Linked DNA regions of Homo sapiens: region 2 is linked to region 1. Evidence: chromatin contacts called from ENCODE Hi-C or POLR2A ChIA-PET data. All regions are on one chromosome and are shown on one strand. The core of a region is the stretch at or near the end of the contact, and the rest is flanking DNA. Distances in the headings are between cores, read along the strand shown.

Evidence for each region. A loop is a pair of places that touch in the nucleus more often than their neighbours do. ChIA-PET counts read pairs that join two places held with the same protein, here RNA polymerase II (POLR2A). Pooled maps may share reads with other maps.
Region 2: a loop to region 1 is called in a map of CD14-positive monocyte, with 4 times the contacts of the local background. The contact joins the promoter of SLC9A5 here to the promoter of CMTM4 in region 1. A Hi-C loop is called at or near these places in 1 of 168 maps with a recorded cell type or tissue (CD14-positive monocyte) and 7 of 50 pooled maps. POLR2A ChIA-PET finds 5 or more read pairs at or near these places in 1 of 52 experiments (H1).

Annotation. Positions count from the first base shown.
Region 1 is chr16:66,692,172-66,698,145 of GRCh38, forward strand. CMTM4 (CKLF like MARVEL transmembrane domain containing 4) reads right to left here and starts at 4,572. Exons shown (of 4, transcript NM_181521.3): 1 at 4,169-4,572. The coding sequence starts at 4,354. RefSeq lists enhancers at 1-156, 157-836, 837-1,516, 3,775-4,614 and silencers at 4,085-4,374, 4,465-4,804, 5,045-5,104, 5,135-5,214.
Region 2 is chr16:67,245,403-67,251,757 of GRCh38, forward strand. SLC9A5 (solute carrier family 9 member A5) reads left to right here and starts at 3,577. Exons shown (of 16, transcript NM_004594.3): 1 at 3,577-3,799. The coding sequence starts at 3,613. It overlaps FHOD1 (formin homology 2 domain containing 1), which reads right to left and starts at 2,079. Exons shown (of 22, transcript NM_013241.3): 1 at 1,808-2,079. The coding sequence starts at 2,008. RefSeq lists enhancers at 254-913, 3,314-3,815, 3,816-4,315 and silencers at 1,017-1,116, 2,017-2,386, 3,029-3,118, 3,139-3,228, 3,529-3,638.

The DNA.
Region 1 (5,974 bases), core at 3,322-5,821:
CCTCTGCCTCCCAGGTTCAAGCGCTTCTCCTGCCTCAGCCTCTGGAGTATCTGGGATTACAGGCACTCGCTATATGCCTGGCTAATTTTTTGTATTTTTGTAGAGATGTGGTTTCACCATGGTGGCCAGGCTAGTCTTGAACTCCTGACCTCAAGTGATCCAGCCACCTCGGACTCCCAAAGTGCTGGCATTACAGGCGTGAGCCCGGCCTGTTGCAAGGTTAACACTGAAAGGATATAGAAAGGTAAGTCTCAAACTTTAATGTACACGTGGATCACCTGGGGAATCTTGTTTAAATGCAGATGACTCAGAAGTTCTGGGGTAAGGCCACTGATTCTGCATTTCTAACAAGCCCTTAGGTGATGGCAATGCTGCTGGCCTAAGGCCAAACTTGGAATAGCAAGGATCTACAGGTTGCAATAGGCCACAAAAAACACCACCAAAAAGTCTACAGCCCAACGCAGGGGCTCACGCCTGTAACCCCAACACTTTGGGAGACCAAGATGGGCAGATCACTTGAGGTCAGGAGTTCAAGACCAGCCTGGCCAACATGGGGAAACCCCATCTCTACTAAAAAATAGAAAACTTAGCCGGGCGTGCTAGTGGGCGCCTGTAATCCCAGCTACCTGGGAGGCTGAGGCAGGAGAATCACTTGAACCTGGGAGGTGGAGGCTGCAGTGAGCCAAGATCTTGCCACTGCACTGCAGCCTGGGTGACAGAGCAAGACTCCATCTCAAAAAAAAAAAAAAATCTAAAAAAACTAAATTTATGGCCAGTCGCAGTAGCTCACGCCTATAATCCCAGCACTTTGGGAGACTGAGGCGGGTGGATCACCTAACGTCAGAAGTTTGAGACCAGCCTAGCCAACATGACGAAACCCCGTCTCCACTAAAAATACAAAAATTAGCCAGGCATGGTGGCAGGCGCCAGTAATCCCAGCTACTCGGGAGGCTGAGGCTGGAGAATTGCTTGAACCCAGGAGGCGGAGATTGCAGTTAGCTGAGATGGTGCCATTGCACTCCATCCTGGGCATCAAGAACAAAAGTCTAACACAAAGAAAAAAAAAACATACACACCACTAAATTTATTTTTAGACATGGGATCTTGCTACGTTGCCCAAGCTGGAGCACAGTGGCTACTCCGAGGCACCATAATAGCTCCCTGTGACCTTGAACTCCTAGGCTCAAGCAGTCCCCCCACCTCAGCTTCCTGATTTTTAAAAGTCAAATTTTTCTCCAAACCGCAGAGTTAGAACTTACTCATATTTCTTGATGGATTCTGAGTTTTGTAACATCTCAGAAGTATCTTCATAATGACTTCTTATTTTCTTTTCAGTTTAAATTTAGAGTCCAATTTCTTGGAGTTTTGTGGGATTTTCATCAAGGCTGGGAAGCCAACTACACCAAAACCATTTGAAGTTGCCATACCCTTCAAGCAGGTCCCTTTCCTTTACTCACCCACATATAACCTCTCAGAGTTTAAGTTCTAGAGATTAACAAACAACAGAGTTAGGCGAGATTCTGGGGGCTAGGCCCAAAAGTTCTTCCGGATGAAAAGTACAAATCTAGGCCAGGCGTGGTGGCTCACGTCTGTAATCCAGGCACATTGGGAGGCCGAGGCGGGCAGATGACCTGAGCTCAGGAGTTCGAGACCAGCCTGGGCAACATAGTGAAACCCCGTCTCTACCAAAAATACAAAAAATTAGCTGGGCATGGTGGTGTGCGTCTGTGGTCCCAGCTACTTGGGAGGCTGAGGTGGGTGGGTCTCTTGAGCCCAGGTGGCGGAGGTTGCAGTGAGCCAAGATTGTGCCACTGCACTCCAGCCTGGGTAACAGAGTTAGACCCAGTGTTTAAAAAAGAAAGAAAAAGAAAGAGTGAGAAGAAAGAGAGAGGGAGAGAGCGCGAGGGAGAGAAAGAGAAAAGAGAAAAGAAAAGAAAAAAAGAAAAGAACAACGCTACAACAAAACAGTACCTTACCAAAAAGTAATGATAAATGCCACAGGCTTCCATCCCTGGACTTAGGTGATAAACTCCTAGCAATGCAGTAATAACTAACAGTCTACAAACTAGATTTCAATTCTTTTACTAGATCCTTTTAGGGACAAGTTCTATTTACTTTCAAACTCCCACAGTGCAAACAAAGCAAGGTATTTGACCAAGCCCTGCTCTTTTCTTATTCATTTCTAATTATCTGTACGGGCTGCTGGCACCCCATACTCAAACATTGGCTAGCTGCCTCTTTTAAAAGGCAATTGCAGGCAGGGTGTGGTGGCTCACGCTTGTAATCCCAGCACTTTGGGAGGCCGAGGTGGGCGGATCATAAGGTAAGGAGTTCGAGACCAGCCTGGCCAGGCCAACACAGCAAAACCCCGTCTCTACTAAAATTACAAAAATTAGCTGGGCGTGGTGGTGGGCGCCTGTAATCCCAGCTACTCGGGAGGCTGAGGCAGGAGAATCGCTTGAACCCGGGAGGCAGAGGTGGCAGTGAGCCAAGATTGTGTCACTGCACTCCAGCCTGGGCGACAGAGCTAGACTCCATCTCAAAAAAAAAAAAAAAAAAAAAAGGCAATTGCACACCTCCCTTCACCTCCTACATTCTCTTTGCTAACAGCAACGCCAAACTAAAAACCAATGCATCTTTGAAAACATTCCAGTTTACCAGATAAGGTAAATTTAAAATTCTGAAGACAGATTATCTGATCCATTTTTCTTTCCATAAAGCCCTTCAAAAATACCCTCTGGCAGTCAGCAGAACAAGCCTTTCACCCAAGAGAGACATAAAATAGCCTATGATTCTGTCATTTACAAACGCCAGGACATTTATTTAAAGGGTATCCACACATTATATTATTCCCAAGGAATGCTTATGCACTCAAGTAGGAAAAGGAGGACCAGGCCTGGCACGGTGGCTCATGCCTGTAATCCCAGCACTTTGGGAAACCAAGGAGGGGTGATCGCTTGAGCCCAGTAGTTGGAGACCAGTCTGGGCAACATGGTGAAACCCCATCTCTACTAAAAATACAAAAATTAACCCGGCATGGTGGAACGTGCTTGTAGTCCCAGCTACTCGGGAAGCTGAGGTGAGAAGATCGCTTGAGCCTGGGAGGTCGAACCTGCAGTGAGCCACGATCGCACCAGTGCACTCCACCCTGGGCGACAGAGACCCGGTCTCAAAAAAGAGAGAGAGAGAGAACAAGAACAAGTGGCTTCTCTGGCTATGAGAAGTCTATAAAGTTTTGAGGCCGGTGGCCTCAGAAGGCCTACCTGTGACAGAGAATGTTGGGGGGACACACGGGTTTTTCTGAATTAGAGCATGCCCACAACAGAGCTAAGCAATTGCCCGCAGAGGCATGTTACAAAACCACAAAGCAGGAACAGAGCTGAGAGGCCCCTGCCCAGAACACCCTGGAAGCTAAAACACAGGACCCTGAGAAATGAGCTCTACTACAGACAAGTCCAACAGAAAGTTCTCTGTTTCTGCTACCTCCAAAACTGGCTGCCCTCCCAGATTTAACTCTGGGTACCAATTGGGCAGTGCCAGCCACCGTGCTGGGCGGTGGATTCCGGGATGCCAAGTCTGTCTTCTTGGTTAGAAGGACACAAACCTCTGCAGTGTAGAGAATTGTGGGCATATCTGGGCTCCTCCACTGCATCAGGGCTACCTGCCTCCATCCAGCAAATACTTACTAAGCGCCTACCATATACGCCTGGCACCCAGCTAGACATCAAGTGGGAACCAAACCACAGTCCCTCGTCTCCGCAGGCAGAAACAGGCACCGTCCGGAGGTTGCGCGGGCCGGGAAAACCTGCCACAGGTTGCTAAGACCAGCTGTACCCAGGAGACAGCAGGATTCCCAGCAGCACCCAGCCCAGTAACGCCACAGACTCCCGGGAGCGAGGGCGGAGCGGACAGGTAGGCCCGAAGGCAGGTGCTCAGGTAGGAGGCGCACACCTGAGGCTGCCGGCCTGGGAAGGGCAGGCTCTGGCCGAAGGCGGGGTCCCCAGAGAAGGCTGCAGAGTGGTCCCGGGACCCCACGAGGGAGAGGGGGCGCGAGGAGCGGGCTCCGGCCTGGGCAAGCGGGTACGCGGCGGAGGCCCCGCAGCGGGGCGGGGAGGGAGGCGTGCGGCTAGGCCGCCCTCGGGCACCTGGGGCCCCGCCCGGCACCTACCACTTGGGCGACCTTGAGGCGGCCGAGCGCGCCGCGCAGGTAGTCGGGGTCGCAGCGCAGGCCGGCCAGCCCGCGGCGCTGGCTCACCGGCTCGGTGGTGGGCTGGTACGGGCTGCTGGCGCCCGAGATCATGGAGGTGCTCGAGGCCTCGCCCTCGAAGCCGTCCAGCTCCTCGCCGCTCCGCATGCTGCCGCCCGGCCCGGGCCGCCTCGCGCGGCTGGCTCCCGGCGCCAGGAGCGGGCGGACTCAGCGGGGCCGCCGCATCGCCGCCGCCGCCGCCGCCGCCGCCGCCCGACTGACTGCCCGCGGCCCGCCCGCCGCCGCCGCCTCTCGCCCGCCGCCCGGCTGCGGCTGCGGCTCGGTCCGCTCGGGCTCGGCTCCCGCCGCCTCGGCAGCGGAAAGGGAGGGAGGTGGGAGCCAGGAGAGGGAAGGAGGCGGGAGCGGGCGCGCCGGGCCGGGAGAGGCGGAGCCAGGCCGCAGCCGGCCGCTCGGAGGCGCTCCGCGGCTCGAGCGAGGTGGAGGCGGCGGCGCCGCGGGCCTCGGGGAGGGGCGGGGCGAGGCGGGGCGCCGGCTCCTCAGGCCCCGCCCTGGCCCCGCCCCCACCTGCGCCTAGAGCCGGGGCGGGAGCCGCTGGTGGGCGCTGGCGATCCCGGCACGCGGGGCGATGGGGTTCAGGCAGCGGGGTCTTGGGGCTGAGGAAAGGGTCGAGGTGGACCTGGAGGCCATGGAGTTGCTTTCCCAGACGCTGCCTCAGGTTCTCCTTTGAAGAAAGTGGGGTCCTCGACGCATAGGGTGGGGAGCTTCTCGGTAAAGACAGAGACGGGCTGCGCCACCCGGGTGCCGGGAACGGTGCGTGGCCAGGGTGGGCTTGACTCAGACTATTGGGCCGACGAGAGGTGGGTAAGTGCCTGTGTTCTCACGCTGGGCGCCTGGAACAAACCGGTTCCGAGGCCAGGGGCGGGCGGGGCAGGGTGAGGAGCCGCCCCACTGCAGGTTGTCCCCGCCGGCCTGACCCAGGCGACTGACATGTTCCTCTCCTCTCAGCTGAAAAGCTTTGCTAGCTCTGTCTACGCATAAAGTAAGGTTAAACACAGATTTTGCCCCGAAGGGCATTAATTAGGGACCAATTTACAATTCAAGTGTGAAGGCTAATTTTAAGCTAAGTAAAACACTGACTAAGAAGTGTCGCTTTGATATTGAACCCTTCCACAACCACAAATACCGAGAGCTTGCCATGTTCTAGGCACTGAGCAAGGCGCTTGAAGAACGTATCGTTGTTATTTCTATTTTACAGAAGAAGAGACTAAGGCTGCAGACTGGAAGTAGCTTGTCCAAGGTCACACAGTTCATTGGTGGGCAGAGCCCAGGTTCCTACTTTTTCTTTTTTTAAAAAAAAGTTATTTATTATTTTCATCATCATTATTTTTGTAGAGATAGGGCCTCACTGTGTTGCCCAGGCTGATCTCGAACTCCCGGGCTCAGGGGATCCTCCTGCCTCAGCCTCCCAAATTGCTGGGATTACAGGTGTGACTGACCATGCCCAGCCCTCAACTTTTTCAAAGATAGGAAGGACAGTGACTCTAATACTGTTGTCCTTCTGTATGGGGGCAAGAGAGGGAGCTTGTTTTCAGGACCCCCTCAAATACCAAAATCTGAAGATGCTCTCAAATCCTTTATATAAAATGGTGTAGTATTTACATATAACCTACACACATCTTCTCGTATACTTTAAATAATTGTTCTACTGTATTACTTTTTATCTATATTTTTGTGTGTGCGTGTGTGTGTTGTTTGGGGGTTTTTTGT
Region 2 (6,355 bases), core at 2,327-4,826, 550 kb after region 1:
AGCCTCTTTCTTGCAGCTGACTTCCCAGGCTTGCCCCCAGCTGGGAAGAGGTGTGTCAAGGGGCTGGGCATGGTGGCTCAAGCCTTAATCCCAGCACTTTGGGAGGCTTAGGCAGGCAGATCACCTGAGGTCAGGAGTTTGAGACCAGGCTGGCCAACACGGAGAAACCCTGTCCCTACTAAAAATACAAAAATTACCTGAGTATGGTGGCGCACACCTGTAATCCCAGCTATTTGGAAGGCTGAGGCACGAGAATTGCTAGAACCCGGGAGGTGGAGGTTGCAGTGAGCCAAGATAGCCCCACTGTACTCCAGCCTGGGAGACAGAGCCAGAATCCGTCTTAAAAAAAAAAAAATCGGGGGGGTGGTGTCAGGGCTAGGTCCAATCCTTGAGTTGCAGGATGAGAGGAATACAATATATTCTCTAGTGCCCCACCCTTATTTCAGGATCCGGACTTTAGGAGCCTGGAAGCGGGAACCAGTCTTAGTTCAGCACTCCTGTCTTCCCAGCCCCCATCCTGAATGGGAGGTGGCCTCCAGCTGCACACGCTTCTTCCAGGCACACCTCAATTTGCCCCTCTGAATAGGGCAAGAGAAGCGGGGGCTGAGTCAAAACTGGCGGTGAGCAGTGTCCTGCATCCTTCCAGCCATGGCCTTGAAGCCGGGGTTCTGGCCTGGACACGTGCCACTCTCCAGGCCAATAGTCTCACCACCCCTCCCGCCAGCGCTCAGAGGCGGGGCTGGCCGCAGCGCGAGGAATGCGGGCTGGGGGCCCGGGGCACATTCCAGGGAAGACCCCAGGCCCAAGGGGCAAGTTTACGCAACTCGCCGCCCAGCTGAGGCTGGGAGCAGGGGAGGGCACCCACCCCGACTCTCTCTCCTCTTCTCCAGCACTGGAGGCGGCCGGGCTGGTGGGGAGCTTGTGGAGGTGGTAGTGCGCCTCCCAGAGTCCTGGCCCGGAAACAGCGCGCCGGAAAGGGCTGCCTGCGGGGGGCTGACGGCGGCGAGAGGGAGGGGAGAGGAGGTAGGCTGGCCATCTGGAAAAGGGCCTCTTTCCGCACTGTGCACAAGTCCGCTTCGGGGCGGCAGCAAAGTAGGGCAGGCCGGCTGTTTAAAATTAGTCCGGCCCTCCCTCTCACTTTCAGGCGCGGGCCGATGGGCGGCGAGTGTCCGGGGGTGGGGGCGGGAGCGGTGACTCAAAGGGCTTTTACACCCGTGCAGCCTCCTGCGCTCTGCGGATCCCGGGCCAGACCGCTTCGCGGGGACTCCCCTCACCCCGTGAAGTCTCTCCTCGGCCGGCACTCCCATACTCCCATTGACCTACAGGGTCAAGCCCCAATCCAGCTTCCTGACACCGCAGGAAACCTCTGCCACCTCTAGTAGTCCGCCTCGGGCCCGCCCCTCCTCGTGGTCCCGCCCCCACCTCACCTGAAGCAGGTGGAAGCTGGTCCCTCCCCAGCTCCGCCTCCAGGGTCCGCTACAGCCCAAGCGGCTACCGTCACTCTGACCAGGGAAGCCACCCTGGCAGACCGACGGCGAGTGGAACTCGAGCACCTCCCCAGGTGCGCCTAATTCGAAGGGCAGTCAGAATGGCGGAGCCAAGTTCCTGGCACCCCTCTTCAGTTTCCCCTCAACTTGAGAGGGGACTCCCCCGCAGGCGGGGCAGAGTGGACCCTGGGACCCCAGCCCAAGACTTTTCCGGAGAAGAACACTCGCTCCAGCCTCTTCCCGCGGAGCACCTCCCACCAGTTTTCATGGCGCCCACCCTGAACCCCCGATCGCCCCAACCTTTCTCCGGCCTCCCTCACCTTGAGCGGCGCTCCCAGCAGGCGGTGCACCGCGGGTATCTGCGCGCCCAAGGGCAGCGCCCCGTCCAGGCTGCAGGTGGGGGCCCGGCGCGGCTCCGGAAAGTTGGCACATGCGAAGGGGTCGGTGTCTTCCAGGTACTGCACCCTCACGGTCACCACTGATACCGGCTCTCCGTCCCCGCGGTCTTCCCCGCCCGCCATGGCTCTGCGGCCGGCTCACGCAGCGCGCCTCCGAGTCCCGGCCCCAGTGCAGCTTCTACTCAAAGCACACTGTAGCTCCGCGGTTCGGGCCCGGCCGGACCGGACGCGGCTGGAGGGGCGGGGCCAGACGGAGGCGGGGCCGAGGAAGGGGGTGGAGCCAAGATTAGTCCCCGAGTGCGCGCCAGGAGGTAACCACTGCCGGAGGCGGGGCCGCCGCTAGCCACTCACAGGGCCCAATGGGAATCCCGTTAGTTCACTGGCTAGGAGGGCGGGAAAAACCGAGCTCGCGCCCCACCTTCGAGAACGCGCAGAAGGCGGGGAGGCTTTCTTTGGTCTGGGGATAGTGAGGCTGCGTTCTCTTTGAGGGGTGTTAGGGCAGATGGGGCAGAAGTTTCTTTAGATAGTGGCCGGCCAGGTCTCTCTCAGTTGAGGGACAAGATAGCCCTCATTCCTTCCATTTGAGGGGTGAGTCCCTGTGGTTTCCTCATTTAGGGAAAGCAGTGAGAGGGGGTCCCTTCAATTTGGAGCAAGAAGTGAGAATAAATTCCACCCAGTTTGAAGGAAGAGGTGGGATCAGTTCCCTTTAGTTGTGGGAGGAAGAGGGAAGGATGCCCTTCAGTTTTCTGGGAAAAGATTGGGAGGAGTCAGTTTGAGGGGGCAGATAGAACACGTTCCCCTCAGTTTTGGAGAAAAAGTGGGATGGGTGCCCCTCAGCCTGAATGAAAAGTGGAGACGGTCCTCCTCTGTTTGGGGCGCTATGAGCCGAATGCCCCTCAGATTTGGAAAAAGTTGGGTGCATCTCGCCTAGTTTGAAGGGAATCAGTAGGCTGGGTTTTCCATAGGTTCCTGTCAGCTTCATCAAAGAGATGAGACAGTTCTCTGTAGTGTGACTGAAAGGGAGGGCCAGGTGCCCCTTGGTTTGGGAGATGAAGAACAGCCTCCCTCTTCGCCTGGCACGAGCTGGGCCAGTCTGGGCCTTAGGGTTTCTGGGACGTTGGGGGCAGCGTTGTCCGTCACTGCTTTGGGGAGCGTCCAGTGCGCGTGCGCAGCTCAGGTCCGGGTGGGGGCCGGCAGGGGGTCCTGGGCTTGGCAACGTGGGCGGAGGGCGGCCAAGCACGGTCCCCTGCGTTTTGCACCCGGCCGCGCCTTGGTCCCAGGGGGGTGCTGCTCGCCGCACAGCAGCGCTGGCCGAGGAGGAGCCGTGCCCCTCCCGTCCTGACCGCGCCCCCCGCAGACCCCCGCCCTTCCCGCTGCGGGCTGCCCCAGGGGGGCCGTGGCCGCGCACCGCTCTGGATCTGGTGGGGGCGGTTTTGGGGAGGTTTGGGGGCGCGGACTCGAAGGAGTAGGTTGTGGAACTTGGGGGAGAGCTGCACTGGGGAATTTCCGGAGCTGGGACTGATTTAGGGAGGAAAGAGGAGAGAGTCCCCGACTACGAGAGTCCGAGGCAGGGTCTCGGAGCCTGGACCTGGCTTGGGGGTATCGGAGCCGGGATTGGGGGGAGCGGGCCCCACGTGCCTGTGACGCGGGGGCGCCCGGTAGGTGGCGGCGGCGACGCGGGGCCGGCGGCCGTGCGGTGCCGGGAGGGCGGCTGGGCAGGCGGCAGGATGCTGCGCGCCGCCCTGTCCCTGCTCGCGCTGCCCCTGGCGGGGGCGGCCGAAGAGCCCACCCAGAAGCCAGAGTCCCCGGGCGAGCCTCCCCCAGGCTTAGAGCTCTTCCGCTGGCAGTGGCACGAGGTGGAGGCGCCCTACCTGGTGGCCCTGTGGATCCTGGTGGCCAGTCTGGCCAAAATCGGTGAGTGCGTGTGTGCGTGCGCCAGGCCGACCGCCAGCGGCGGACCCGCCCCCAACACCCCCACCTCCTCGGTCCTCAGATTGGGGCTGGCTTCTTGCACGGTGCTGGGACTTAGGTTTGGATTCCACAAATCCGGGCTCTCGCCCAGTTCCTGCATCGCTTCTTGTGGGTCCCAGGTCCCTGTCTTCTCCCCTGGGAGCTCTGAGGATTTGCCTTTCTGAAGGGCTGTCCCCCGCTCTCCCCAACTCCATCTGTAGGCTCCTTTGCCCTCTCCGCTCCCCTCTTCCCCTTGCAGTAGGCCCTCTTCAGTCTGGTCTCTCCCCCACCAATCCCTAGCCTCCCAGAAACCTCTGTCGCTGGTGAGGATGTGTGGGGACATTGAGGGGAGGGTGTTCTCCCAAGAACACAGGCATCCTGGTTCTGAAAAAGCAGCCTTCCCTGGAGACCATGTCCGAGTGTCCATTCCCTTGGGAAACTACACTGCCACTTTTCCTCCAGCTCTCCCCTGCTCCCCACTTAAAGCTGCTGCCTTCTTGTGCCTGTGTATGGGTACCCCCCCAACCCACGTTCAGGTCCACATTCTTCTCACTTCAGGGTATAAGAAACTTCCGTGTATCGGGGCCTTCCTGTGTGCTGTCTACCCTAGATGCTTTCATACATCCGACCTCTTCAGTCCTGACAGCATTGAAGGCTGTGCTTCAGACTTCTTTTTCCCTGAATAGAGCTGCTTTTCCTTGCATCTGCTCCTTCCTCCTCCCTTCTGAGCAGCCAGTGGTCCCTCCTCCCACCAGAGACCCTCCTCCTTCTCCCTGTTGTGCTGGCTCTGCTGTGGGGGTGACTAATTATAGCTGAGCGTTGCTACTCTCTCCCCATGGATGCTGGCACAGCCTGTACTCCAGTCTCACCAATACAGCCTTCATGGAGGAATCACCCAGAGCCTAGAATTTGCCCCTCTTCTCCCACATGGACACTGCTAGGGGGTGAGGGGGCTGGGCAGGAACAGAACTCTCCACTCTGCTGTGGCAGCCTGAGATTAATAATGGAAAGTGGAACTCAATATGCCTTCCGGGAGCGTGGTTCTGTGATGGGGCTTGGATCTCGGGGCTGGGGTTAATGCATGAAGAGATGAAGATGAAATAGGGTCCCCGAAGGAGAGAAGTGGGAGACCAAAGTAGGGACAAGTATGGAGAGATCTATGACCATGTTTACCTTAGAGGTCCAGCAGCAATGAGAGTAAGAGTAGAAAGAGCCTCAGGTTTGGAGCCAACGATTGGGTTTGCTAAGTCTGTGAGTTGCAGAAGAGTTCCTGTCTTAGGGTTTATAGCAAAAACTGTAGTTTTCCCCATAAATCATGGTTCTTTTTCTAGTTTGGATGACATTTCCTATGGAAGTAAGAGAAGAGAGCCTCCTTTTCACAAGTCAAAGAAAATCCTCGAACAAGAGAAAAGGCAGAGCATTCAGGAACACCTTCCCCCAGCTTCATTGCTAGGAGACTTTTTCCCTTTTATTAAACAAATATTTACATAGAGCTCACTATGTGCCAGGCACTGTTCTAGGCCCTTTGGGTACAGCTTCCAAAGGGCACTGTCTTGGCATAGGGTCTCACAGAGGCTAATTTAGAGGTCTCCTTCCCCAACACCCCAGGGATTATGTAGAGAGAGATGTGTTCGCTTGTGGTCTGAGGACTTAAAGGAGAGCCAAAGAGTTTATTTTAGAGGACAAAAGTAGGAGTGGCTATAGTGCTAGAAACGCTTTTCTTCTCCCCTCCTACAGACAGAACTGTTCTATTTAATTAACATTTGGTGTGTGTCTAACATACTATGTGTCTGACATTATGCTAGGCACATTTGCATACTTTATATCATTTTATCCTCACCCTTGATGCTGGGTATTTTTCCTATATTACAAAAGAAGAAATTGAAGTTCAAGTAAGTTAAATAATTTGCCTGAGATCACATAGAATGTGCTAAGGCTGGAAGAAGACCTGGAGATCTTCTGATTGCTAAAGCCAAAGTTTTAAAAACTACGCAGTCCTGAGTGAGCCCATATAATGAAAAGCACATTGGGCTAGGAAGTCTACACAGCTCCTAGGAGGTATAATATACATTCTGGTCTAGTTAAGGAGTGAGGACATTATAATAGGTAACATTTATTGAGTGCTTACTGTAAAGTAGTGTGCTAAGTGCTTTTGAGTAGATTGTCTTTTTTTTTTTTTTTTTTTTTTTTTTTTGAGACAGAGTCTCACTCTGTCACCCAGGCTGGAGTACAGTGGCATGATCTCGGCTCACTGCAACCTCTGCCTCCCAGGTTCAAGTGATTCTCCTGCCTCAGTCTCCCAAGTAGCTGGGACTACCGGCACCCGCCACCATGCCCAGCTAATTTTTGTATTTTTAGTAGAGACAGGGTTTCGCCGTGCTGGCCAGGCTGATCCAGAACTCCTGACCTCAGGTGATCTGCCCACTTTGGCCTCCCAAAGTGCTGGGATTACAGGCATGAGCCACCGCGCCCCGCCTGTAGATTGTCTTTTTTAATGGTCACAATAATCTTATGAGATCA